Regions from separate parts of the Mus musculus genome. Here all the other regions are linked to region 3. A link is a loop called in an ENCODE intact Hi-C map of the cell type or tissue named here. Cell type or tissue: left cerebral cortex. All regions are shown on one strand. Region 1 holds the start of Dvl3 (dishevelled segment polarity protein 3). Region 2 holds the start of Ap2m1 (adaptor-related protein complex 2, mu 1 subunit). Region 3 overlaps Eef1akmt4-ece2 (Eef1akmt4-Ece2 readthrough). Region 4 holds the start of Vwa5b2 (von Willebrand factor A domain containing 5B2). Region 5 holds the start of Abcf3 (ATP-binding cassette, sub-family F (GCN20), member 3).

Evidence for each region. Peaks named below come from ENCODE experiments on the same cell type or tissue, not always from the same donor. Only the 100,000 strongest peaks of a DNase experiment are listed, where the experiment ranks them.
Region 1: a loop joins it to region 3, with 2.3 times the contacts of the local background. A loop is called at or near these places in 27 of 42 quality-filtered maps.
Region 2: it touches region 3 in a loop (2.9-fold over the local background); 8 of 42 quality-filtered maps call a loop at or near these places.
Region 4: a loop joins it to region 3, with 2.1 times the contacts of the local background. A loop is called at or near these places in 2 of 42 quality-filtered maps.
Region 5: it touches region 3 in a loop (2.3-fold over the local background); 8 of 42 quality-filtered maps call a loop at or near these places.

Annotation. Positions count from the first base shown.
Region 1 is chr16:20,513,873-20,518,872 of GRCm38, forward strand. Dvl3 (dishevelled segment polarity protein 3) reads left to right here and starts at 3,114. Exons shown (of 15, transcript NM_007889.3): 1 at 3,114-3,483. The coding sequence starts at 3,323. Gm16618 (predicted gene, 16618) reads right to left here and starts at 3,908. Exons shown (of 3, transcript NR_167658.1): 1 at 3,767-3,908; 2 at 1-37. In left cerebral cortex, CTCF peaks have their summits at 710 (motif pointing right) and 3,001; DNase peaks (open chromatin) are centred at 3,072, 4,018 and 4,162; H3K4me3 peaks cover 2,474 bases; H3K27ac peaks cover 2,187 bases.
Region 2 is chr16:20,534,326-20,539,325 of GRCm38, forward strand. Ap2m1 (adaptor-related protein complex 2, mu 1 subunit) reads left to right here and starts at 1,155. Exons shown (of 12, transcript NM_009679.3): 1 at 1,155-1,276; 2 at 3,293-3,409; 3 at 4,983-5,000. The coding sequence starts at 3,336. In left cerebral cortex, a CTCF peak has its summit at 3,031; DNase peaks (open chromatin) are centred at 1,042, 1,696, 3,016 and 3,899; H3K4me3 peaks cover 3,186 bases; H3K27ac peaks cover 1,814 bases.
Region 3 is chr16:20,640,066-20,645,065 of GRCm38, forward strand. It overlaps Eef1akmt4-ece2 (Eef1akmt4-Ece2 readthrough), which reads left to right. Exons shown (of 20, transcript NM_177941.1): 12 at 550-660; 13 at 2,210-2,308; 14 at 2,408-2,485; 15 at 3,281-3,384; 16 at 3,558-3,668; 17 at 3,788-3,855; 18 at 4,003-4,193; 19 at 4,276-4,371; 20 at 4,995-5,000. Ece2 (endothelin converting enzyme 2) reads left to right here. Exons shown (of 19, transcript NM_139293.2): 11 at 550-660; 12 at 2,210-2,308; 13 at 2,408-2,485; 14 at 3,281-3,384; 15 at 3,558-3,668; 16 at 3,788-3,855; 17 at 4,003-4,193; 18 at 4,276-4,371; 19 at 4,995-5,000. Among named protein-coding and RNA genes, the nearest start is that of Psmd2, 9.1 kb to the right of the region's middle. In left cerebral cortex, a CTCF peak has its summit at 2,339 (motif pointing left); a DNase peak (open chromatin) is centred at 2,326.
Region 4 is chr16:20,586,526-20,591,525 of GRCm38, forward strand. Vwa5b2 (von Willebrand factor A domain containing 5B2) reads left to right here and starts at 3,628. Exons shown (of 20, transcript NM_001384105.1): 1 at 3,628-4,373; 2 at 4,627-4,775; 3 at 4,855-5,000. The coding sequence starts at 4,637. It overlaps Gm35685 (predicted gene, 35685), which reads right to left and starts at 4,077. Exons shown (of 3, transcript NR_168482.1): 1 at 3,359-4,077; 2 at 2,733-2,775; 3 at 1,436-1,611. In left cerebral cortex, no CTCF peak of the experiment used is centred here; DNase peaks (open chromatin) are centred at 3,010, 3,562, 3,861, 4,109 and 1 more place; H3K4me3 peaks cover 2,280 bases; H3K27ac peaks cover 1,488 bases.
Region 5 is chr16:20,546,396-20,551,395 of GRCm38, forward strand. It overlaps Abcf3 (ATP-binding cassette, sub-family F (GCN20), member 3), which reads left to right and starts at 2,208. Exons shown (of 21, transcript NM_013852.2): 1 at 2,208-2,350; 2 at 2,571-2,718; 3 at 2,840-2,919; 4 at 3,349-3,395; 5 at 3,609-3,706; 6 at 3,807-3,929; 7 at 4,026-4,292. The coding sequence starts at 2,278. It also overlaps the pseudogene Gm15760. In left cerebral cortex, no CTCF peak of the experiment used is centred here; a DNase peak (open chromatin) is centred at 2,136; H3K4me3 peaks cover 1,988 bases; H3K27ac peaks cover 1,142 bases.

The sequences.
Region 1 (5,000 bases), 130 kb before region 3:
CAGGCTTTCACCTCAGTATCTGGCTCCCAAGTCTTCACTGGTAAAATTGAGTGATAGAGATTTTGTTTAAAAACAACAACAAATACCTTCAAATTTATGAAGGAAAATTATTTTCAACTCAATTGTATTTTTTTCTAAGTGTGTGTGTGTGTGTGCGCGCGCTCACGGGTTTGTGTGAAGGTGTTGGGGAGCACACGAGTGGCAGCATGCCTGTGGAGGTCTCCTACCATATGGATCCTGGGGATCAAACTAGACTGCCAGGTCTAGCCTTGCACCAACCTCAACCTCAATCATATTCTAGACATACAGCTCAAAGAATCTGGGCCTTAGTGGTATAAATCATGCCTACATCCACAAGACCCAATAAACAAACAAACAAATCCCTTTCTAGGTGTAGCACAAACCTGTGATCCTTGGCAGGACTTCCAGTTTTAAGAGCAGCCTGAGCTACATGCAGTCTCAGCTACAGAAACACCAAAACCAAAATTGCATCTATCTTTCTTTCTTCCTTTCTTTCTTTCTTTCTTTCTTTCTTTCTTTCTTTCTTTCTTTATTTATTTATTTATTTATTTTTAAGAGCAGCCTGAGCTAAATGCAGTCTCAGCTACAGAAACACCAAAACCAAAATTGCATTTTTCTTTTTTTTTTTTTTGATTGATTGATTTATTTATTATATGTAAGTACACTGTAGCTGTCTTCAGACGTACCAGAAGAGGGCATCAGATCTCATTATGGGTGGTTGTGAGCCACCATGTGGTTGCTGGGATTTGAACTTCGGACCTTCGGAAGAGCAGTCGGGTGCTCTTACCCAGTGAGCCATCTCACCAGCCCCAAAATTGCATTTTTCATGCTTTCAAAGAGACCTGTCAAAGGATGCAGTGAGCCTCACTAAAATAGAAATAAAGTGTCCAAGAAAAAAGATCCAGCTTGGAGGAGAAGTGCCCCTGGGGATGCAGAGAAGTCCCAGATGACAGCTAGATAGAGACAGCAGGCAGTGTTCACCAGAGCAAACAAAGCTGGTTTACCTAATAGATTGGACTGGTGAACAAGATGTGTCCTGAAAAACTGCATTGTGTGCAAACAATTATTGGTTTAAAAAATAAATAAATAAAGCCAGGCAGTGGTGGCGCACACCTTTAATCCCAGCACTTGGGAAGCAGAGGCAGGCGGATTTCTGAGTTCCAGGCCAACCTGGTCTACAGAGTGAGTTCTAAGACAGCCAGGGCTACACAGAGAAACACTGTCTTGAAAAACCAAAAATAAAATACAAACAAACCAAGAGAAAAAAAAAAAAAAAGCAAAAGAAACAAGTAATATACCAAGCTTAGCAGTACTTTTACTGTCAGTGTTAAGTACTCTCGACTTAACAATCATGGCTTCAATATTTTAAGAAAGTAAAAGTGGGAAGTTAATGGGCAATGTCTAGAATGTGTAAATCAAGAAATAAGCCAGGCATCACATGCCTGTAACCCCAGCCACTCCAGGAGTGTACAGGCAGGAGAGTAGAAAATTCAGGGTCATCCTGGACTCTGTTTTTAATATTAGGGCGGGAGAAACAGCTCAACAGTTAAGAGGGCTTGCTGTTCCTACAGAGTTTAGTGTCTGGCATCTCAGCAGGTGGATCACAGCTTCCCGAAACTTTTTTTTTTAAGATATATATTGTCACTGTCTTCAGACATCACTGTCTTCAGACATACCAGAAGAGGGCATTAGATCCCATTACAGATGGTTGTTAGCCACCATGTGGTTGCTGGGAATTGAACTCAGGACCTCTGGAAGAGGTCTTAACCACTTAGTTCTCTCTCCAGCTCCTGTGACTCTAATTCCAAGAGACTGACACCCTCTCCTGGTCATCTCAGATACCTATAATCTGTGCAGGGGGTAAAAACAAACCTTGAAAAGTTTTAATGCATTTTATTTATGCACAGACATTATTTGGAGAAAAAGATTAAATGAAGGATATAAACTGAAAACATGTAACTGCTACTGAATGCTTTCTGCTTATAATAAAAAAATTGGTTATGATGTAATGAGAAAAAGTCTAGAGAGGTATATAGATGTCAGATTATTAAGGGCCTTGTGTGTCATGTTGAGGGTATATGAAAGTCATATTGGGTAATGTGAAGAGGTTTCTGGGCAGAAGAGGTGACTGAAATGCAGGCATGTAATCAGAGAGAGAACTCAGAAGCTTGAGGCAGGAGAATTGTCAGGAGTTTCAAAGCCACACCTGACATACATTGTTACAGCTGAGAAGCTGAACCACCAACTGACTATAGGTAGTTTTGACATCTACTGTCCCAATCATACAGGGTTTCTCTGTTTAGCCCTGGCTGTTCTGGAACTTGCTCTGTAGACTGGCTGGCCTCCAACTCAGAGATTTGCCTACCTATCCAGTGTTTGGACTAAAGTAATGTTCCACCACACCTGGCTGCTTGCATTCTTTCTTAACTCAAATTTTTTCTTTTCTCTTTCTTTTGTCCTTTTTTTCCTCTTCTTTTCCTTTCTTTCTTTCTTTCTTTTTCTTCTCTGTATTTCTCCCTCTCTCTAAGAGAGGAGTTCCCTCCATAGTCCTGCTGTCCTGAAGCTCTCTGTAGGCCAGGCTGGCTTAAACTCACTGAAAGACACCTGCCTCTCTCTCCTGAGTGCTGGAATTAAAGGTAAGCGCTACCACACCCACTCAGTCCATTTCTCAAACTACTTGTTCATAGAGACGCTGAGATTATAGGGATAAAAACTTGAACTTGCTCAGCCCTCAAGGAACTCAGTACGGTCCGGTGGCAGCAACTGTGCTGTCAGCAGAATCCAAAAATCCGAGTTGAAGCCACCCGGCATCCAGGGATCCAGTTAGGTCTTCAAATCCATTCTCTTCTGCAGTCGGTGACACTTCTCTTCCATCCCTCCCCTCCTGCCCGGGACCCTGCACACGGTTCCGCCAGTCCCACCGGGCTGAGACTTCCAGGTCCAGCTGCCTGAACCCGGAGCACAGGGGACCCAGCGCCGCCCTGTGGGTGGGCGGGCAGTCGGCCGCAAGCAGCCAGCGCGGCTCGGAGGCGGGGCGGGGCCGCACTGGGCTCGGCCCAGAGCCGGGAGGGCCCAGGCCACCGGAAGAGTCGCGATCGCCAGCGGAGCGCCGGGAGTGGGGAGCGGAAGCGGTGGCGGGCGGCGCTGGGACCCGGGAGCGGCCGGAGAACAAGGGAGCTGGCGGCCCGGCCGGCGGCTGAGTGGGGCTGAGCAGCGGGCCGCGCCGAGCGCCGAGCTCTGCCGGAGAGGCCCGGCCCCGCTGCCCAAGCAGGCCGCGCGCCGCGGGGCCGAGGCCGGAGCCATGGGCGAGACCAAGATCATCTACCACCTGGACGGCCAGGAGACGCCGTACCTGGTGAAGCTGCCCCTGCCCGCCGAGCGCGTCACCTTGGCGGACTTTAAGGGCGTTCTGCAGCGGCCCAGCTATAAGTTCTTCTTCAAGTCTATGGACGACGATTTTGGGTGAGGATGGCCCCCGCCCCGCCTCCCGGGAGCCCGGGTCGCTCCGCTGCTAGGGGCCAACACAGCCAGTTCCGACTCCCCTGACTGCACTGGTTTCTAGCCCCGCTTCCAGCAAGGGAGCGACTCGGTGACTTGGGACACACTTGACTTTGAGGGACTCCCAGTCACCTCTTGGAGGCCTTGCCCCCCTGGTCCAGCGAGACGTCCCTCCCTAAGCAATCGGTTCCTACCATTCAAGCCCCCTCACCTCCCCACGGTCCAGCGGCCCCCCCCAGAGACATACATCCTTTCCACTCCAGTCCAAAGCCAGAATTCTCAGTCCTTCCAGGTGCCACCATTTAAGCATAAAGTTGGAGTATATTGACACCCGGCCTGCCTTCCCGGTCTTCTGAGCTCTGCAACTCAGAGCCTTATTTGGAGTGTGCTGTATCTAGGGCTGTAGCTGGTGGGACTTTGAACTGGAGAAGGAGGCGTTGGGGGCTGTTCTACCAGGCTGGATGATGGACCTGATGTTTGTCAAGCAGATTCCCCTCTCCCCTGGGCCGATGGGGTGTTGCCTGACTCAGAGGAGTTCTCACTAGCCAGGTGCTGGGGCCTTTTCTTTCCTGATGGTAGTCCCAGCAGAGATGTTGCATAGGGCTTCAGAGCCTGGATGGGAAGACTAGGAAGGGCCTATTGATGTTCTCTCTTGTCTTCCCCTCCCTACCCTGCTGCAGGGCTTTTGATGGGCAGTTTGGAAGCTGGGACTGCCCCTTTAAGAGAGGTTGGAATGTTGGAGCCTGAGGGTTTTGTAGCAGCTGGCCTGAGAGGGGGGTGGAGGGGGAAGACACACACACACACACACACACACACACACACACACACCCCTCTCCAAGGGGCTGAGGCTTGCCTACATTAACTGGACGGTCGGCCTAGAGGCTATGGAGAACACACACACACACAAACACCCTACCCCTCCCTGGGCCCTTCAAGGCCTGAAGGTCCCTCTGATGCACTTGCCTGAGGCCTGCACTGTGCTTGCAGCTGAGGCCCCAGAGCTGGGTGAGGGGAGATATCCCACCACCACCCCCAACCCCCCGCCCCCTGTGTACATTAGTCTGGCTTCTCTCCCAAGGCCTGCCCTCCCAGCCCCAGGAGGCAAGCACCTTCTGTCTCCTGCCGGACTTATTTGTCATTTTCTACCCCTGGAACTCAGCATTCGATGAATTCTTAGAAGTGTTTGTGTGTGTGTGTGTTGGAGAGTGGAGAATAGATCTATTACTGATTCTGTTCTTGCCCTGGGATGAGACTCTTGTGTGATAATGATTGTCTGGCTTTAGTCTAGAATAGGCAAACCTGGTTGAAAGACCCTGAAAATGATATATCTGGAAGAACTAAGGATAGGAGGTAGGTGTCTCAACCTGGCATGAGAGGAATAAGAGTAGGGTCTTTCTTATTATCCGAAGGAACTGGGATAATATTTCAGGGTATGCTAGGCCAGATGTCTTGAGGGGTTAGAATCGTCTTGTATCTCTACC
Region 2 (5,000 bases), 110 kb before region 3:
TGTCCAGGTTGGCTCTTCCTCATTCTCTCAGTTTGGATATCATAGGAAATCTTTTCTCTCCTTTTTTGTTTTTATGAGACAGGGTTTCTCTTTGTAGCCCTGGCTGTCCTGGAACTTGATCTGTAGACCAGGCTGACCTTGAACTCAGAGTGCTGCCTGCCTCTACCCCCCCCCCCCCCCCCGCCCCAGTGCTGAGATTAAAAGCATGTGCCACCACTGCACAGTTGAGAAATGGGATTTTTTTTTTTTTCGAGACAGGGTTTTTCTGTAGCCCTGGCTGTCCTGGAACTCACTTTGTAGACCAGGCTGGCCTCGAAGTCAGAAATTCTCCTGCCTCTGCCTCCCAAGTGCTGGGATTAAAGGAGAAATGGGATTTTAAAATCCCATGCCCAACTAAACTGGAGTAGAGGGCAAAAGGGGTCTCTTATGTAGCCTGGGCTGTCTTGAAACTCTCTATTTAGACCAGGATGGCCTCAAACTCACAGAGATGCTCTTGCCTCTGCCTCCAGAACTCTGGAATTAACGGCATACGTCACCATCACACCACAGTCACAGATTTAGCTGAGGAAAACATTAACGTTTAGCTGTCTTCCTTCCCAGCTTTTCTGTTTGGATAATTATCCCTGAGAAAGGGATCAGTCCAATCCTAGAATATATATAAAATACATACAAATAAATTTTATATATATATATAAAAACACACACACACACGTTTGGGAGAATCAAACGTGGTGTTTAAAAAAAAAAAAAAACAGTAAATTCAGCAGTAACAAGCTTATGCCAAGTTGTGTTTGTAAAGTAGCCAGTCTTCGAAATCTGGAGACAATAAAAGACTATAGTAATTCAAAATTTACAATTGGTTTCGACAAATAGCTTTGGTCTCTTAAAGCTACCCCACTTAACTAGGAACAGGAAGGGTCGCAGAGACTACACTTCCCGTGATTCTCAGTGAAGCAAACAATGGTTGGAGTGTATCACGACACGTGTTGCTTGCAAGGCGCACTAAAGCTGACGTCTTCTCTGTCTTGAAGGCTGTCGGTAGTTGTAGTTTTGTTGAGCCTAGGGCGCTCAGATGTGTCAGCTTGAAAGCTGCGGGGACTGACGGGACTTGTAGTCGCCGCTGGAGGCGAGCGCGCAGGCGCAGCTGCGATCGGGGCGGGGTGGGGCGGGAGCACTGCAGTGAAAGCCGAGGCAGCAGACAGGCGAGCTGGGGGCGGGCGGACATCTTGGGATCCGAGAGTGGCCAGGCCGGCCTTGTGGGGGCTGCTGACTCCAGGTGAGCTGGGAGGCTTGACTTAGAGGTCCTTATCAGGCGACGAGGGTGCTGTGGTAGCCTGCCTTGCCCTGCACGGTGCTGGGTGGAAAACTGCCCGCACCGGGGAGTGGCCTCAGCCTTCAGACCCGGGAGGGAGTAGACAACCGGGCGGGGGTGCCTTGGGCGCGATTGCAGCAAGGGCGGGGAGCAACGCCTTCCAGTGACCCGCCAGGCGTCTCCGGGAAGAGACTAGGGCTGGAATCCTAGAGCGGGAGACGCCGCGCGGCGCCCCATCCCTAGAATCCTGACAACCGCTCAACCCCGGGGTTTCCTATTTCCCCATCCCCCAGGACATTGACATCCCCTGGTGCCACTCCCTTGGACAGTGACAGGTCTCTCTCGAACACTGAGAGATTCCATCCTCCTGGTTTACCCCCACGGCTCTTGTACCTCAGACCTGTGACAGCCCCCGCATCCCGTGGTGACATCTCCCGGGCCTAGATGTCTTCTCCTCCCTCAGCTGAGAAAAACTCCACCAGCCCCCTATGCTTCACTAACAGAAGAGTAGGCCCTGTCTCTCAGCTTTCTCTTTTTCTTGTCTATCTCTTTTCGCTGTTTTTCGCTCCTCCCAAGCTCCTATGACCTTTGCCATAGGAGACCTTTAGGGACTCCCACAGCTGTATTTGGTGCTTTGGGGTCATCCTGGTCTTTTGCTAGCAATTCCAGCTAACCCTTTCCTTAACTAAATATTGCATTTTCGTCCAGGACACACACACACCGCCCCCCCCCCCGAGGTCACACACACCATCCCCCACCCGAGGTTGATACCTGTGGACTTGGTCCTTTGCTCAGCGCTCAACCTCCATTTTGCATTTTCTTTCTCACCTTCTTTGGACTTGTCACTGGGCTTCAAGGGTTAACTTTTCAGTTTCAAAAAGTCTGTTAAACTAACCTCAGTGAAATTAATATCTGGACTAATCCAGAAATCTAGAACCAGATTAACCCCGTTACTCAAATATTCTACCTTAATTTTGACCAAAATAATTTGGGCAGTCGAGGCATTCTGTTATCCCTGCCCATTGCTTGGTAAACACCAGGCCAGAAGTGACTGACTTGGCAGATTTGGAGACACAATTTAGATGGCAGGATTAATGCTACTACATACAGACCTAATTTTTGTCACACTTAGAAATTTTGAAAAGACAGTAACCAGAAATAACTGTAAAAGGGGCTCAGCATTGAAGAGTTCTTACTGCTTTTCCAGAAAACCTGAGTTCAGGTCCCGGCACATGTCATTTGGCTCAGTACCACCCTAACTCAGGCTTGAGGGGTGGAGGGCAGTGTTCAGTCTAACACCTAGCTTCCACACATACAGCACACTGGCATGTACCTGTGTGTCGGTAAAAATGAAATCTTTTAAAGAACTTATTAAGCGGGCCTCTGTTCCTTTGTCTGCTTATCTCTCTGCCTGGGAAAGATGTGCCTGCTTCAGCCACCTTCCTGGCTCTGTGTTAGAGCCTAAGGGCCTCTTCCCTCCCAGCCCCACCTCACCCTGCACACCCTTTCCTGGAATGTGTAGACTTCTAGAGGGTCATGCTCCGTTGCCTTCTTGGAAGGGTAATGCTTGCTCTAAAGGTTATGCCTGGTGGCAGGCCCAGGCTCAAGCCAACTAGAGTAATCCCTCCCGCCACGCCATTCCTGCATCTGCAGGCAGGCCTTCTCTGTGACTCACTGGAAGCAGCAGGAGTGAGAGTGCACAGTAGGGGGCTGAGCTCGGCCTTGTGGTTACTTTCCTCAGCCCTCAGAAAAGGCTGGATAAAAATGGCCTAAATCCCCGGGCCTCACACTCTTAAAGTGCTGTCCCCTATCCAGTGTGGAAAAACAGGAACTGGAGCCTCGGGAGGGCTGCGGAGGACTTGGGAGTCACTTGCTAGAGGACTGAGTCAGGAAACAAGGCGGGCCTGTACAGCCCCATTGGCGTGGACGGGTTCTAAAGATTTCCCCTTTCCCTAATCCCCCCTCCCCTTTCCTACCTAGGTCTGTTCTCAGAGCAATGGGTCACAGAGACTGAGCTGCCACCATGATCGGAGGCTTATTCATCTATAATCACAAGGGGGAGGTGCTTATCTCCCGGGTCTACAGAGATGACATCGGGTAAGTCCCTTGACTGAGCATGCTGTGTTTCAACCTCCCTGTTGCCTCAGCCTGAGCATGCAATATAGCCTGGTTCCCATTGGGCACTGGCCTAGCTGCTAGGCTCCAGGCCTCGGAATGACACCTCCACCCCCTAGGGTTAGGAATCCCTGCCCTTCCTGCTCCCTGTGTCTTTGGGGTAGGTCTGGTGGCTGAAGACCAGGTGCTTTTGCCTGGTCTTCCTTTTAGAAGGGAGCACTCTCTCCAGTGGGTGTAGTTAGTGTGTGTGTGTGGAGATACTAATCCATCTAAATCTTGCTTTCAAATCCTTCTCATATTGAGAGCCTTCCCTAGATCCCCTTAAAACCTCTCTGTAGTCTGCTGACTCAGCTGTTTTCAGTTCTCCTGGGCCCTCCCTGGTTGTGAACCGGCTTACTGTGCTCTGCGGGTCATGCTGCCTTTGTAGCTCATCTGGGTGGAGCTGGACAGCTCCTAAGACCTCCTAAAGTCTCACTTCTCACTCTGCCTCACACTCTGGCTGCTTGCTAAGAGATCCTCCACTGTCTAGCCTGAGGCTAGGCTCTTCTGTTTCTTCCTGCCTTGGTTTTCTTTCTCAAAAGAGCTTGAGATAAATAGTCTCAGAATAGACCTATGGTAGCTCTCCTACCTTCTTGCCTCCCTGGCTAATGGGCTAGCTTGGTGTGGCTGTATCCATTTTTTGGTGGTAAAGCTAACCTAGACTTAGTTTGTGGCAGTGCCTAGCCTAAGTGAACCTGGCTGGTTCCACTCCTTCCTGCTACTCCCAGCCTGGATGGTCCTGGTTTATGCCACAGCTGGGCCACATGGCACCCTGCATGCCTTAGCGTGCTCTCTACCTGTTGCCTGTCTTGTCTGCTTCTCCCTCATGGTATGTGCTGCCCACCTTGGTGTGTTGTGTGTCGTCTAACCCTCTCTCTCCTTGCTGTCAATCTCCTCCTTGCTGACGTCATTTCTCTCATCCCATCTCATTGGCTGATGTAGCAATAGGTAAGCAGCCTGTGAAGCTGCCGCTCAGGTACAGGGGGTCCTGCCCCCCCAAATTGTTTTCCTTCATCATTTTTCATCCCCTTCAGAAGTCAGACCTTAGAAAAGAAGTGGGTGGCACAGTCTATAGCCCCTCTCACCCTTTAGAGTAGACTCTTCCAAGGTCATACTAGTTTTATTCAACTCCCTGAAGAGTTAGCTTTCCCCACTGATGGACCCAACAGAGATCTCTTTCTCTGCAGGCCTGGAACTTCCTGGAAAGCTAGAGTGGGGACAGCTGGGGTGTATCTGGGAAAGCAAGTCAGGCCCAGGAGTCAGTTTATTAACACTACAGGCACTCTTCCCGTTATTATCATTTGAGTTCCCCTTTAGGTAGCAAGCCAGTGCAGAACCTTCTCCCAGGACCCTGCAGGTGGTATAAGAAGGGAGCCCTAGTGGTTTAGGCCTTGACTTATGAATATATGTCAGATTTCAGTGGTGTGGAGGGTGGGGCAGCCAGCATCTGTAGGTGATCCTCAGGGGGTGAGGTCTGCCTAAATACTGAATTGCCTCTTTGCATCTTTTCCCTTAGGAGGAATGCTGTGGATGC
Region 3 (5,000 bases):
AGCGAGGGACTGAATCAGAAGGAAGGTAATGGAGGAAGCTGGGGTGATCCTGGGGTTTCAGGTAGAGTGAACTGATTGCATAGAAGTCTGAACTGTAGAACTGAGCAAAGAAACATTTAATCTTGGACCAGCAAGATGGCTCAGAACATCCAAGGCGCTTGACACCAAGCCTGATGACCCAAGTTCAAGCCTCAAGTCCCACGTGGCTGCTCCTTTAGGTTGACTTCCAAGTGCCCCCTCCCCAATAAGTATTCATCATCATATCATCATCATCATCATGGAAACTTCTGAAGTCAAGGAGGGCTATTAGGGCAATAACAGGAGTGGGAACAGAGAATGGAGTGGGTAGCTCACCTATCTCTCTATTGAAGCTGTGCTTCTGGGTCCAGTGCAGTTTGAGATATTGCCTTACATATCTCTGGAGTCTGAAGCCGAAATGGCTCCTAAAACCCAAGTCAAGCTGTTGTCCAGCTCTGTGGGACAGGAAGAGAGGCCTTCGGACTAGAGGTCCTTGCTATCTCTGGGACCCCGCTCCTTCTTCCTTTTCAGTCCTGCACTCCGAGGTGGCAGACCTGCATCTCCAATACAGATGATGCCCTTGGCTTTGCTCTGGGTTCACTCTTTGTGAAAGCCACATTTGACCGACAAAGCAAGGAAATCGTGAGTCTTCATGTTTCTAAAACTACCCTTTGATTTGTTTAAAAACCTGCTGGTCATTTATGTGTATGCATAGGAAAATTGGGAAGGGATTTCACTAAGCAGCACATTGGGGGGTGGGACTATGAGGTGTGGGGTTCCTTGCATTTTTCTGTAATTTACAAAGTCTTATACTAGGTTTATGTTACCTATGTAATTATCAAAACTTTCCAGGTGTGGTGGCATGTGTCTTTAGTCCCAGCACTTGGGAGGCAGAGGCAGGCAAATCCCTGTGAGTTCGAGGCCGGCCTGGTCTACAAAGCAAGTCTAGGACAGCCAGGGCTACATAGGGAAACCCTACCTCGAAAAACAAACAAGCAAACAGAAATAAAAGCAAGGGGGCTGGAGAGATGGCTCAGCAGTTAAGAGCACTGACTGCTCTTCCGAAGGTCCTGAGTTCAAATCCCAGCAACCACATGGTGGCTCACAACCATCTGTAATGAGATCTGACTCCCTCTTCTGGTCTAAAGACAGCTACAGTGTACTTACATATAATAATAAATAAATCCTTAAAAAAATAAAAAATAAAAGCAAACCAAACCAAAAATAATACTTAAGAGATAATAATAGGTGATAATAATATTAAATATTAGATATTTATGGGAGACCTGAGATGTCCAATTATGCAGTAAAGGAAAAATAAATAATAGGATGGATTATGATACCACATTTAAGTTGAAGATAAATTAGTTATTTATTTAAAAAAAATTAACAGTCTCACATTTTTTAGATGGTTCAGTTGGCCTGGAATTTACTATGAATTCCAGGCTAGAACTTGCCTCAGCCTTCTGATACCTAGAATTTATTTTTTAGATTAAACAACTATGTCTGGCTTTAATTTTTTGATTAAAAGAGAGACTGGTAATGCCAGTATTGCATCTGGAGCCCTTTAACATGCCTGACAAGTTTGTTACCCCCAAGCAAGAAACCCAACCCTGAGATGAGGTTGGCCTGGTACTTGCTGTTGTAGACCATGTTGGCCTCAAAGTTGTGATGCCCCTTCTTCTGCCCCTGCCTCTCATACCTGGCCTACTGAAACATTTTAAAGCAGAACGAAAGCAGATTGCAAAACTATATACACATTGCATAACACAGTTCCATATTCTGTCTGAATTTCTGGGGTAGGAAAAACACTAGAAATAGTCAGACTGTTAAAAGAAGATAGCTGTGTGATGAGATTATCAGTGATAAGTTTTCCTCAGTTTTCAACTGTACAAAATCTGTTCATTTGTCTCCTATCTAACCAGATAAAGAACAATGTAGATAATGAAAGTATATTAATTCACCCAACTGCCAATTTAAATGTTTACTTAGTTACTTGGAAAAATGCCACCCACAATGACAATAATGTCCCCTGTGGTGGTCCCACCCTCCCTGCTGGGCAGCCTTTCTTCAGGACTCTTCATAATCCATGACATCCTGGATAGACCAGGATGGAACCCAAGGGCCAGTGGAGGGCAAAGAGGCAGTCAGTGCAGGGGAAGCTGACTTGTGACCCTCCCCTCTCCCGCAGGCCGAGGGGATGATCAATGAAATCCGCTCTGCTTTTGAGGAGACCCTGGGAGACTTGGTTTGGATGGATGAGAAGACCCGGCTGGCAGCCAAGGAGAAAGTAAGCCATGGCTGTGTCGGGGGCGCCATCTTGAGGCGGCGACAGCCCATTGAGTTTTGCTGGGATCTAGGAGGGAAATCCTTACCTTGGTCTCTGTAGGCAGATGCCATCTATGATATGATTGGTTTCCCTGATTTCATCCTGGAGCCCAAAGAGCTGGATGATGTTTATGATGGGGTGAGTACCTCTGCTCACATACTAACCTTCAGATCCTGCGGCTCTGGCATTGTACCCGGCCTCAGCAGTAGAAGTTCAGGCACTGAGGACAGAAGGCAGATACAAGTAATTAAGTTGTCTAAGTATAATCTCTGTGCCAGGTATGGGCCAGTTGACAATAAAATATAGCATTAATGAAGGTTGGAATTTGGAGTGCTTCCTGAGTTGACCATGTTCCTACTTCTGTGTAAGATTGGACAGGACATATAACTTGGGCCTCAGTTTCATCTGTAAAATGGGACTTTAGTAATACTCACCTTGCTGGGCTGTAATGGTGCAAGCCCTTAATCCCAGCACTTGGGAAGTAGAGGCAGATGGATCTTCAATTTTATGGCCAACCTGGTCTACAGAGGAAGTTCCAGGGCAGCGAGAATACACAAAAACAAAGCAAACAAATAAAAGGGACTCAGCTTACAGGGTTGTAAGAACAAAAGAATGTAAGTTTAAAAAAAAAAAAAAACGTTGAATGTGGTGGCTCATGATTTTAATCCCAGCACTCAGGAAGCAGAACTCTTAGTTCAAGGTCTTGTCTACATAGTAAGCTCCAGGCTAGCCAGGGATGCAGAGTGAGACTGTCTCAAAACAAAACAAAAGCAACAACAAAACAGCCCTTGAAACTTAAGTACCTTTAAAATACTGTCAATTAGCTGTCGACAGCCATCTTACAGTAGAGGAGACAGAGGCTTGCTTCGAAAGCTCCTGCTGGGATTCTCCAACACGTTCTCACTTGCTTTCTCCCTTCCACTATTCCCATAGTATGAAGTCTCTGAAGATTCTTTTTTCCAAAACATGTTGAATCTGTACAACTTCTCAGCTAAGGTGATGGCTGACCAGCTCCGCAAACCTCCCAGCCGAGACCAGTGAGAATGAGCGGGCAGACGTGGGGCAGCCAGAGAGGTAGACCAGGGCTTTGGGGGATGGAAACGAGGAGTGGTTCAAGGCCCTTGAAGGAGACAGGCAGGGCAGGCCTTGGCTGTCAGGCTGGGAAGCATAAGGAGAGTGAGGCCCGTCAGCCTCGTTCTTCCTCCCTCAGGTGGAGCATGACACCTCAGACCGTGAACGCTTACTACCTTCCAACCAAGAATGAAATCGTCTTCCCTGCTGGCATCTTGCAGGCCCCCTTCTATGCTCACAACCATCCAAAGTGTGTCTGAGGCAGGAGGGTCTGGGTTCTGGGGTCATGTGGGTGAACTGGGAGAAGACCTGGAGGGGAATCAGGAAATGTCCCTGCTGTGACCTTATTCAGCATTCCTCCTCTACCAGGGCCTTGAACTTTGGTGGCATCGGCGTAGTGATGGGCCATGAGTTGACACATGCCTTTGATGACCAAGGTAGGGGCCCATTCTAGAATTCCCAGTGACTACTACAGTGATATGGGGTGTTGGGGGCAAGTCTTAGGGATCCTGGTGTCTTTGGGCTAGGGTTGTTTGGGGTATTTGTTCCCCCGTGGGTGGGTTGCAAAGATGAGTTCTTCTCAGGGCGTGAGTATGACAAAGAAGGGAATCTGCGTCCTTGGTGGCAGAATGAGTCACTGACGGCTTTCCAGAACCATACAGCCTGCATGGAAGAACAGTACAGCCAGTACCAGGTCAATGGAGAGAGGCTCAATGGACTCCAGACCCTGGGGGAAAACATCGCCGATAATGGGGGCCTTAAGGCTGCTTACAATGTGAGTGGCTGGGTCCCCCAGACTGTGTCGAAGGGTCCTTGGGGATGTGGGCTGGTGGACTTGCTACCTGTTATTCACCCAGGCTTACAAAGCATGGCTGAGAAAGCATGGGGAGGAGCAGCCGCTGCCTGCTGTGGGGCTCACCAATCACCAGCTTTTCTTCGTGGGATTTGCTCAGGTATGGCCCCTTGGGAGAACTCCCTCCAAAGGAAGGATGCCTTTAGAAGAAGTTGGGGTCATGCAGGAAAGGTGTTGGGGAAGTGTACTGAGAGAAAGCGTGGTGTCCAGAGCCCATGAAGGTAGACTTGAGGACAGGGGAATTTTCTATAGGATTTTACTTGAAAGAGAAGGACTGCTGGCTTGAGTGGAATGGATGGGGAAAAAAGCATTGATTCCCTCCTGTTACTATGGAGGAATGTGGAGAAAGAAACTATAGCTGGGGAATGCAAAACGGCTTGTTAAGGGTTACCCAGGAATAAAATAGGTAGCAGAGTTAGCACCCAGGCAGGGCCTCTAAGTACTTTACACCACAGAAAGCAGCCTTAAAGGGCTCAGGCTTTTCCCACAGCCTTGCCCATGCTGGGTTACCCACGTGCACTTTAAAGGCTTCAAGGGTCTGAGGAGGCATGTTCCTCTCTCTTGGAGCTGGCTAAGTCTCCTGCAATGGCCCCGACAACTCCTGAACTCACCAGCTGGGCAGTGGTGGTTCCTGACCAAGATGGCTCTGCTGTAGCTGAAGCTATGGCCTAGCTCCGCTCCACACTAGACACCATATGTCCCCATGTCTGTCCTGGCCCGCAGGTGTGG
Region 4 (5,000 bases), 54 kb before region 3:
GTGTTTCTGTATGTGTGTGGTATGTATGTATGCATGCATGTATGTATGCTCACATGTATGCACCATAGTGCACATGTGGGAGTCAGGACAACTTTGTGGAGTCAGTTCTCTCCTTCTCTGTATGTGGGTTTCAGCGATCAACCTCAGGTCGCCAGTCTTGAGTGGCAACTGTCTTTGCACACTGAGTCATCTTTAACCGCCCCCCCCCCCAATCTGGAATTCTTGATTTGGTAAATTTGTGATGATGAATCTGATCTGTACCAATGAGAAACTCTACAGTCTGTGCTGAGCCTGGAGGTCTTTCAACTACAGAACACAAAATCCCTGCCATAAGTCTAAGGACTCTTCTTTTTTGAGGCCACATCTGCTAAATGTCCAGCCTGAACGTTCACCAACTCCAGCAAGAGTTTTTTAGAGATAAGATTAGCCTTGGCCTGGCATGGTGGCAGCCACCTTCAACCCAGACACTTAGGAAACAGAGGCAGGTGGATCTCTGTGAGTTTGAAACCAGCTTGGTCTACAGAGCGAGAGCCGGGACAGCTAGGGCTACACAGAGAGATTCTGTCTCAAGCAAACAGAAAGATTAGCTGAGCCAGCTGTGGTGCGGGCTGAGGCAGGAAAGACTGCTATGAGTGTGAACATAGTTTGAACTACACTATCAAGACTGTCTCGAAAACCTGAAGCCTTGTCAGGATATCCTTGTTAATCATATCCTTAATCCCAGTACATAGGAGGCATATGCTTGTGGATCTCTGTAACCAGGAGTATTTTGTTCCCAGAATAATGACTCTGAGACTTAATTATTTATGAGTAAATGCTTAGGTCATAAGCTTGGGCTTGTTCCCAACTAGCTAATGACAAATATCTCATTTATTCTAGTCTATGTATACCATATGGCTATTTACCTCTCTTCAGTTTCATGAGTCTGTCTCCTCTGAGCCCAGGGTGAAATTCCAATCTCTATCAGAATTCCAGCCTTCTATTTCCTGCCTCTTGCTATTAGGCCATCAGCTCTTTATTGGCAGGAGATGGGTTCACACAGTACACACACAAGAGATTCTCTCTACAGATCTCTGTTCGTTTAAGGCCAGCCTGGTTTACACCAAGAGTTCTAGGACAGCTAAGGCCACATAGATAGACTATATATATATATATATATATATATATATATATATATATATATATGCCACTCCCAAAAGTACATATATGCAAGATTATTCTACAATTTATATGGAAAGGCAAAAAAACTAAAATAATTCAAATTATTTTTGAAAAACAAGAATAGAGGAATCCTTTTACACAATTTCTTGCCTTATCTATCTTTAGTATTTGTTCATATCAAAACTGTGATATGGGCAAAATAATAAATATCTAAGCATAATAGAAAACCAAAAGCTACCCTCAGACAAGCATAACCAAGTGGTTTTTAATTTAAAAGTTTTAAAGTTACATGGTATTTATTTTGGGAGCATATTTGTGGGGGAGGGGCACATAATGCCATCATACACAGCCTTCTTCCATGCAGGTTCTGGAGACAGTTCTCAGGTTATCCGGGCATGGTGGCAAATGCCTTTACTCACTGAGCCACGATCTCACAAGCCCACAGACTTACTGTTGACAAAAGCAGTTCAATCAAGGAAAAGTTAGGGTTTTATTTTATTTTATTTTATTTTATTTTATTTTATTTGTAAGGTAAGGTCTTAGGCAGAGGCAGGCAGATCTCTGTGAATTCGAGGACAGCCTGGTCTACAAAGTGAATTCCAGAGCATCCAAGGCTACACAGAGAAACCCTGACTTGGGGAAAAAAGCCAAATGAAACAAAACAAAACAAACAAAAACAACAAACAAAACAAAAAGATAACAGTCCAGATTGATTTCAAAATCATGATCCTTCTCTTTGCCTCCCCCAAATAGTATTTAAAACACTTTAAAATTAATTTAAAGCCAGGCAGTGGTGGTGCACGCCTTTAATCCCAGCACTTGGGAGGCAGAGGCAGGCAGATTTCTGAGTTTGAGGCCAGCCTGGTCTATAGAGTGAGATCCAGTTCAGCCAGGGCTACACAGAGAAACCCTGTCTCAAAAAAAAAAAACAAAAAACAAAAAACAAAAAACAAAAAACAAAAACAACATCTGTTTGGCATTGGAGAGATGGCAGATGGCTAAGAGATTAAAGTCACTTGTTCTTGCAAAGAACCAGGGTTCCCAGCACCTCCATTGTAACTTACAACCACCCAAATTCCAGTTCCAAGGCATCTGCTGTCCTCTTCTGGTGTCTTTCAGCAGGTGTGCATGTCATTTATGTGCATTCATGTAGGCAAAGCACACGTGTACCTGTGAGAGTCAATACTCTCTTTCCACCACGTGGATCCCAGGAATTAAACTCTGGTTATCAGGTTTGTCAGCAAAGTGCTTTTTACCCTTACCCACTGAGCCATCCCTAATTGTGTGTGTGTATGTGTGTGTGTGTGTGTGTGTGTGTGTTTGTATTTGTTTGTTTTGCTTTTTTCCAACTCTGTGTAGTTCTCCTGCACCACCACTGCATGGCTCCAAATAGTAATTTTAACAAATGGTGTGAGTTATTGGGTGTCTATATGTAAAACAAACAAAAACTCTCTTACCTCAATCTCACAGTTCTGACTGCTCCCACCTACAGCACTCCTTAACTTCTTTTTGCAGAATTGGAATAGGGCATCTTTAGGAGTGCTTGTAAGGGTGACCCCAAATATACTTACCTTCGCTCACTTCCCGGGGTTCCCAGACTCTTCCCTCAAGATCCTAGAGGAGATTTTACAGATCTTCCTAATGTTTTGCAGTGAGAAACACGCGAAAATCCTGCCAATTTCAAGGAGCCTGTTTTTCTGAGCAAGAATGCCCCCACCTTAGGTGCTAGGCTGACGAATGGGAGGCGGGGACCACTGCTGTGACAGGAGCAGCCCCGCACCCTTGGGAAAGCTAGAAGGCTTTACTCTGGAGGCCCTCGTGCAAGGAAGCCGTCCTGCGCATCCTCCCCACTCCCAGAAAAGGAAGGGTATAACAACACTGCAGTGAAGGAGCCCAGGGTGCTTCCGGGTGGGAACGCCGCTGCAGTGATGGGGAGACTGGATTGAGGGCAACCGCTTTGGTGAGCACACAAACGAAGGCACATGCCGCGAAAGGGGAGGTTTCTGCAATAACCTATTTGCTTCTTGTGGGGGGCGAGGCCTAAATGGTTTCCGATGCGGTGATGAGGGAGGGTCACTGCAGTGAGCGGGAGTCCACCCAGGGCGGGGTGGTGGTGGGTGGGCCACTGCAGTGTTGGGAAGAGGGGGGGATGTGTTTGCAGACTCGGCCGCCCTGTTTTGCTCACGAAACTCCTTACCTCCAGAAGGATGGAGAGGGGGCGCTCAGCTTCACTGTGCCGTTGGTGGGGGTCGTGCAGTGGCTGGGGTACTGGCTCTCTGCACTGCGGTCTCTTGCCTGGCTCTGCCGGCCTGAGCTGACGCGCGGAGGCGGTGCGGTGCCCGAAGGAACTGAGCCGCAGCCCCCTCCGCAGTGGCGGGCGGGGCAGAGGCGGGCTGGAGGGGCGGCCTCTTGGAACCCGGGCGGGACTACCAGCCAGCAGCCCGGCTGGCGCCCCTCTCCCGACTCACAGGATCTCAGTGGTAGTTCCGAGGTGGATCGCGCAGGTGCAGGAACAAGGGGCAGTCTGGACATCAGAGGAAGCATCACCCACTCTTGTCTGGTCGCGACGCCCCACAACTCCACCAAGAAGTGACGGTGAGGCTTGGGCTGCCCAAAGGGAGGGGGCGATCCCAAGACCCACCCTGTAGCATCCCCTGTGGCTACCTAGTCTCAGGCCAGCCTGGGCGGGGAGAGCCGCTCTAGATCAGATGACATGGACTCCCGCTGCCGCGACACCTCTGCACATCTGACTTCCCGAGACGCATTTTCCCGTCCCTTTCTAGTTCTTCCTACTGCAACCTTTCAAGACGGTCTACAGCCTCTCTCAGTACTCCAGTCACGAAAGGCAAGGAGAGATAAAGACTGCAGCCTTTTCAGCTCCCGACCTCACCCTGTCCCTGGGGACCCTTGTGAGCTAGGGGCGCCTAGGGCAATGCTGGCCCTTTAAACCTTTGCTTTCCACCCAGAGTATCTTCCATCTCTCCAGAAGCACCACTTCCGACAGCTGGCAACCGTGGAGAGCCAGGAGGCAGGGGGCAGGTACGGGGGCGGTGGTGAGGCCCCGAGAAGGTGCAGGAACAGCTGTGGGCACCACCCCCCAAGCCCCCGGCTCGCAACCCGCAGCGGGACTGGAGGACGCCTGGACTGGAGGGTTAACCATTAACCCTCCATTCCCCCATTGCGGAGAGCTGTTCCCTGCTCCTGCTACCCAGGTAACGGGCGAGGATGCCCATCTTTCCATCCTTGCACACACACACACCCCTCTTGTTATCTGCCCCGCCACCTGTCTGCTTGGACGCTGCGGCTTGGGGGTGGGGGTGGGGGTGGGGGGGTCTCCCGACTCAGCCTTGCTCCCTCTGCAAGCTTTCATCCCCAGGTCCCCAGGTACCCGATAGGGTCAGGTGGCATAGCTAGTTTTCATGACGCTGGAGCGAGGTGCCCCTCATCCAGCCCCTGTTCACGCAGGGTGGGCACCATGCCTGGCCTGTACTGCCCCACCAGCTGGACGCCGCTGCCGCTCACCGACTCCTGCGTCCGGGCCTATGCCAAGGGACCCTGCCTCAGCCTGCGTGCCCGGCTTACCTACCACAACCCACAGCCCCAGCCGGTGGAAGGTGAGACCTGGTGCGGGCGCGGGGAGGTAGCAAATGCCAGGTGGGGTTCGAGAGCAGGTCTGCCTGTTCCTGCTCGCAGGCGTGTTCGTGTACCCTCTGGCTGAGGCGGAGGTGGTATCTGGCTTCGAGGCCGAGGCGGCCGGACGGCGCGTCTCCTTCCAGTTGCATAGCCGGCGCCGATCACAGGCCGCCTGCTGTCGCGCTCTGGGCCCGGGACTAGGGACC
Region 5 (5,000 bases), 94 kb before region 3:
CTTGAAAGAGCAGCAAGTGTTCTTAACTGCTGAACCATCTGTCTCCAGCCTCTAGGTTTCAATGGTGTGTGTGTGTGTGTGTGTGTGTGTGTGTGTGTGTACAGATAGAGGTCAGATGTTCGTGTTGAGTGTATTCTTCAACTGCCTCTAGTTTCAAGACAGTATCTCACTGGCCCTGGAAAAATGATTTTGCTCAGCGGACCAGCTCCTAAGTCCTGGTGATCTTACCTTGCCTACCAGCACTGGGGTTTAGGGTGTGGGAGTAAAGATGTGCCTCACGTCTCAGGACTGGAGACAGAATAACTAACATAAAGCAGCCTGGGAAACAGGCAGAAAGGCCTGGCTGGCCCTATGATTTGGCACAACCAATGTTTTTAGAGTCTCTGATCTATATTTAAAAAAAAAAAAAATCCTGCCCTTTTTTCCCCTGATATTCCAGAGAGTTTCAGTCTTTCCCGTTGTTTTTCTACCATTGTCTCCACCCCAAACCCTGTATCCTCCTGGGGCTGGAGAACCCTCTCTGATTTCCTGATACATTGGCTCAGTTGCATAGCTACTAATGTCTCAACTCTAAAGTAAACTGGAAGCGCCTAAGTACATTTTATACAGAAAATAGACCACAGTGACTTACAGATACATCTGACTTTACTTGGGTACAAGGGATCAAACTCAGGTCTTAATGCTGAGAACAGAACAAGCACTTCTCAGAGTCCTTTCTCCAGCCCCTGGCCTGAATTTACTGTAAACTGGTTATTAGATCTAGAGGTTCAATTGCTGTTTTGTTTATGCGGAAGTTAGTACAGTCCAGAATGGCCTCGAACTCCCAAATTGCCTGCCCTAGTCTCCTAAATGTATTATACACATATGGGTGTACTCAGTAGCTTACTGAGACCAGAGAATTGAGTACTCAGTAGCTTACTGAGACCAGAGAATTGAAACAAGGTTTCAAATGGCCCCAGAATGGCCTGGAACTCATTTTGTAGCAGTGGGGTGACCTTGATTTTTTTTTTTTTTTCTCCTTAGGTTTTTCTCTTTAACCCTAGTTGTCCTGGAATTCTGTAGATCAGGGTGGCCTTGAACTCAGAGATCTGCCTTTTTCTGCCTCCTGAGTGCCGGGATTAAAGGCTGGTTCCATCTAAGTCCAGCAACCTTGAATTCTTGATCATTCTATCCCTGCCTCCTGAATGTTGGAGTTATTGGCATGCACCGCACCCAGTTTTATGAGGTACCGGGGATCAAACACAAAGCCTCAGGGTAGACAAGCATTTTACCAACTAATCTATAACCTCAGGCATGCTGATAGCTTTTTTAAACTTTAACACCAAGACTGGCAGCTCCCCATTGCAATAATGCTTAAGCTGGATGAATGGGCAGTCGAGTGTTGTCACATGCCTTTAATTCCAGCACTTTGGCGACAGGCAGGAGGTTCAGTTCTTAAGTTAGCTTAGGCTCTCTAGAGAGATTGTCTCGGAAATATAAACGGGTGTAATTTGAGCGCATTGGAATAAAGTTGTCTAATTTTGCAAATTGAGTGTGTGTGTGAGGTGTATCTTTTACAGACACTTGAGATCTGCTTTGTCTGTAGACCCAGGATAAACAATGAACTTATAAAAGGGCTTGTTCAGGTTTTCTGGCAGTGGGTGATGTGCCTTGGGGTGGCAGAACTTCATTCTCAATGACCCAGTTGAACACCTATGAAGTGTGAAGGAACTGAGGACAGAGCAAAGAGGCAAGCAGAAGTGTGCTCCTCACCCAGCTGATTCAACTAGCAGGACTAATTGAAACTGATCCACTCTGGACCGAGAGTTGGCGTGAGTCAGCAAAACGCCAAAGGTGGGCGAGCAGCAGCATGCGCCTGCGGGGAAGGTATCCAAGCTGTAAAGCGACCCCCTCCCACGTTAGCCCGTGTCTAGGCATTTCTCCCCTCGCAACACCTCCCGTGCTCCCCACTACGATAAGCCTCGGGCGATCCTGCCACGCCCCTCGATACAACCTCCACTTTCCAGAAGGCAGCGAAAACCCGCACAGGTGGTAGACGTAGACGGGAAACTGGAACCGCGCAGGCGCGGAAGCTGCCACGCCTGCTGGACTCCGCGGCGCTTGCGTCCCGTTCTACTAGACCCGCCCCCTGGACTCACGCAGACTCTGCTTTCTTACGTCAACCCTGCGCATGCTCCTTGGGATGAGGGGTGCGATTTCGGGGTGGGGAGGAAGGGCAGGGAGGCGGTCCTAGGCCCAAGTCTCACCACGACTGCGCAGATTGGATCCCGAGTGAACATGGCGACTTGCGCTGATATCCTGCGAAGCGAGTTCCCTGAAATTGACGGGCAGGTCTTCGACTACGTGACCGGTGAGCGAAACTGAATTAACTGCCTGGGGAGGCCGAAGTGGAGGTTGTGGGGAAAGACTGAGGGCGGACAGTGCAGCAGACCGCTATCTGGTCTCTCTGCGTGACCTCTTATCTTGAGGGCCAGTGGGGTCTGGTGCCCCGAGTGAGCTGTACAGACACTGAAACTGCTCCTATATCCGCCCTACCCGTTGTCTGTCTTGTTCTGCGGTACCCGGCTCAGGTGTCTTGCACAGTGGCAGCGCGGATTTCGAGTCTGTGGATGACCTGGTGGAAGCTGTCGGGGAACTATTGCAAGAAGTGTCCGGGGACAGCAAGGATGACGCTGGCATTAGGGCTGTCTGTCAGCGCATGTACAACACTCTACGCCTGTAGGTGCCAAGGGAATGAAGTTGATGGGCAAAGAGAGGAGAATGGAGAACAAACGAGGGGGAAGGTCTGAAGGCTGTAAATCTTTTCTCCCAAGTGAGTGCTTTCTCTCTACCTACATAGGGCTGAACCGCAGAACCAGGGAAACAGCCAGGTGCTACTGGACGCCCCCATCCAGTTGTCGAAGATAATGGAAAACTATGGTGAGAGTGAGGGGAGATTGAACTAGCTGCCTTCTGCCTCCACCCCCAGCCACCACCTCGCTGCAGCTCAGGTCTCTCCATCTCAACAACAAGGCTTGTAGGAGCTAGCGGTATTTTTGTGACCATAAAAGCTTGTGATGGAGAACGGGGCCTGGAGGGCTCTCCAAGCTATTGTCTGTAGTAGGAGGCATACAGACCTTGAAGCTGGTTTTGCCAGTTTCGTACCTTAACCAACAGCGTGGTCTTAAAAGAGTACATTGGGCTCTTCTTAAGTGTGAGATCGTTTTGCCCTTTACTTCAAGGCTAATAACTGTCCATTTCAGTGTTATAATGCTATCTTTAAAACTATCCTTGGTTCTTGTTAGTCATTCAAAGTCTTCATTTCCCTTCTCTCATGGAGAAGGTGACTGCTTTTCTTATCACTTACAGACTGTGACACCAAACTTCCAGGACTGCTAAAGAGGGAACAGTCCTCGGTGAGAAGTGGGAAGGGGCTGTGGTGGGTGTGAGAGTTGACCGTCTACTGAATAGTGGGTGTATCTTTGGGCGAGATTTCTGGTGTGTCTTTCCCTGCGTGTTTGCTTATGTAGCGTCATGGGTAAGTTTAAGGGTTTGTTTGCAGTAATCTCTGGAGTTCCTTTTTGAACCTGTACCCTAGTATGAACTGGTTGTGTTTGGAATTCACTCAGACAGTAAATGCGAAGAAACTAGAGAAGGCTGAAGCTCGACTGAAGGCAAAGCAGGAGAAGCGTTCAGAGAAGGAAACACTGAAGACCAGCAACCCTCTGTGAGTTTGGGAAGAAGGGCTCTAAGCAGGAAGCAGGGCAGATTCTGGTATTGAAGGACTTTCGGGAGCCCTAAAAGCTGTCTGTTTCTCTTTTAAAAAGAGTCTTGGAGGAGGCGTCAGCTAGCCAGGCAGGCAGCAGAAAAGAGAGTCGATTGGAATCATCTGGCAAGAACAAGTCCTATGATGTGCGAATTGAGAACTTTGATGTCTCTTTTGGTGACAGGTGAGGGAATGGCCAGTGGCAGGATCTTTCTAATTAAAGGAGAAGGAGCTGTGTTTCTAGATGATTCTTCATCTCTCTTTCTTACCACCCCTTCAGGGTACTGCTGGCTGGAGCAGATGTAAACTTGGCATGGGGCCGACGCTACGGCCTGGTGGGACGCAATGGTCTGGGGAAGACGACATTGCTAAAGATGCTGGCTACCCGGAGCTTGCGTGTCCCAGCCCATATTTCCCTACTGCATGTAGAGCAGGAAGTTGCTGGAGATGACACTCCTGCCTTGCAGAGTGTGCTGGAAAGTGACACCGTACGAGAGGACCTGCTACGGCAGGAACGGGAGCTCAGCCTCAGGATTGCCGCTGGCAGGTGAAGGCTTTAGGCTTGAGGGTATAAGCAGCAGCTCTCTGTCCTGGCTGGCTTGTGTGAACTTGACACAAGCTAGAGTTATTTGAGAAGAGAAACTTTAATTGAGACAGTGCCTCCATAGATTGGTCTGTGGCAAGCCTGTATTGCATTTTCTTTTTTTTTTTTTTTTTTTTTTTTTTTTTTTTTTTTTTTTGGTTTTTTTGAGACAGGGTTTCTCTGTATAGCCCTGGCTGTCCTGGAACTCACTCTGTAGACCAGGCTGGCCTTGAACTCAGAAGTCCGCCTGCCTCTGCCTCCCGAGTGCTGGGGTTAAAGGCGTGCGCCATCACACCCGGCTTGTATTGCATTTTCTTATTTGGTGGTCGATGTAGGAGGACCCAGCTCATTGTGGGCATAGTGCCATCCAGGCTGCTGGTCCCGGGTTCAGTAAGCGAGCAGGCTGAGCGAGTCAGTAAGTGGTGTTCCTCTGTGGCTCTGCTTCAGCTCCTGCCTTGACTTTCCCCAGGGATGGAGTGTGACCTGAGAGTTATAGGATGCAACGAATCCTCTCCTGCCCAAGCTGCTTTTGGTCAGGGTGTCTCACCACCACAACAGAAACCCTGACTAAGACACTGTCCCTTAGATAGTGTCTCCGTAATTCACGTGGCCTCCCTCGTGAGCCGCAGAACTTGGAATTTGGCCTATAGAACTATAAAACTCTAACTGTCC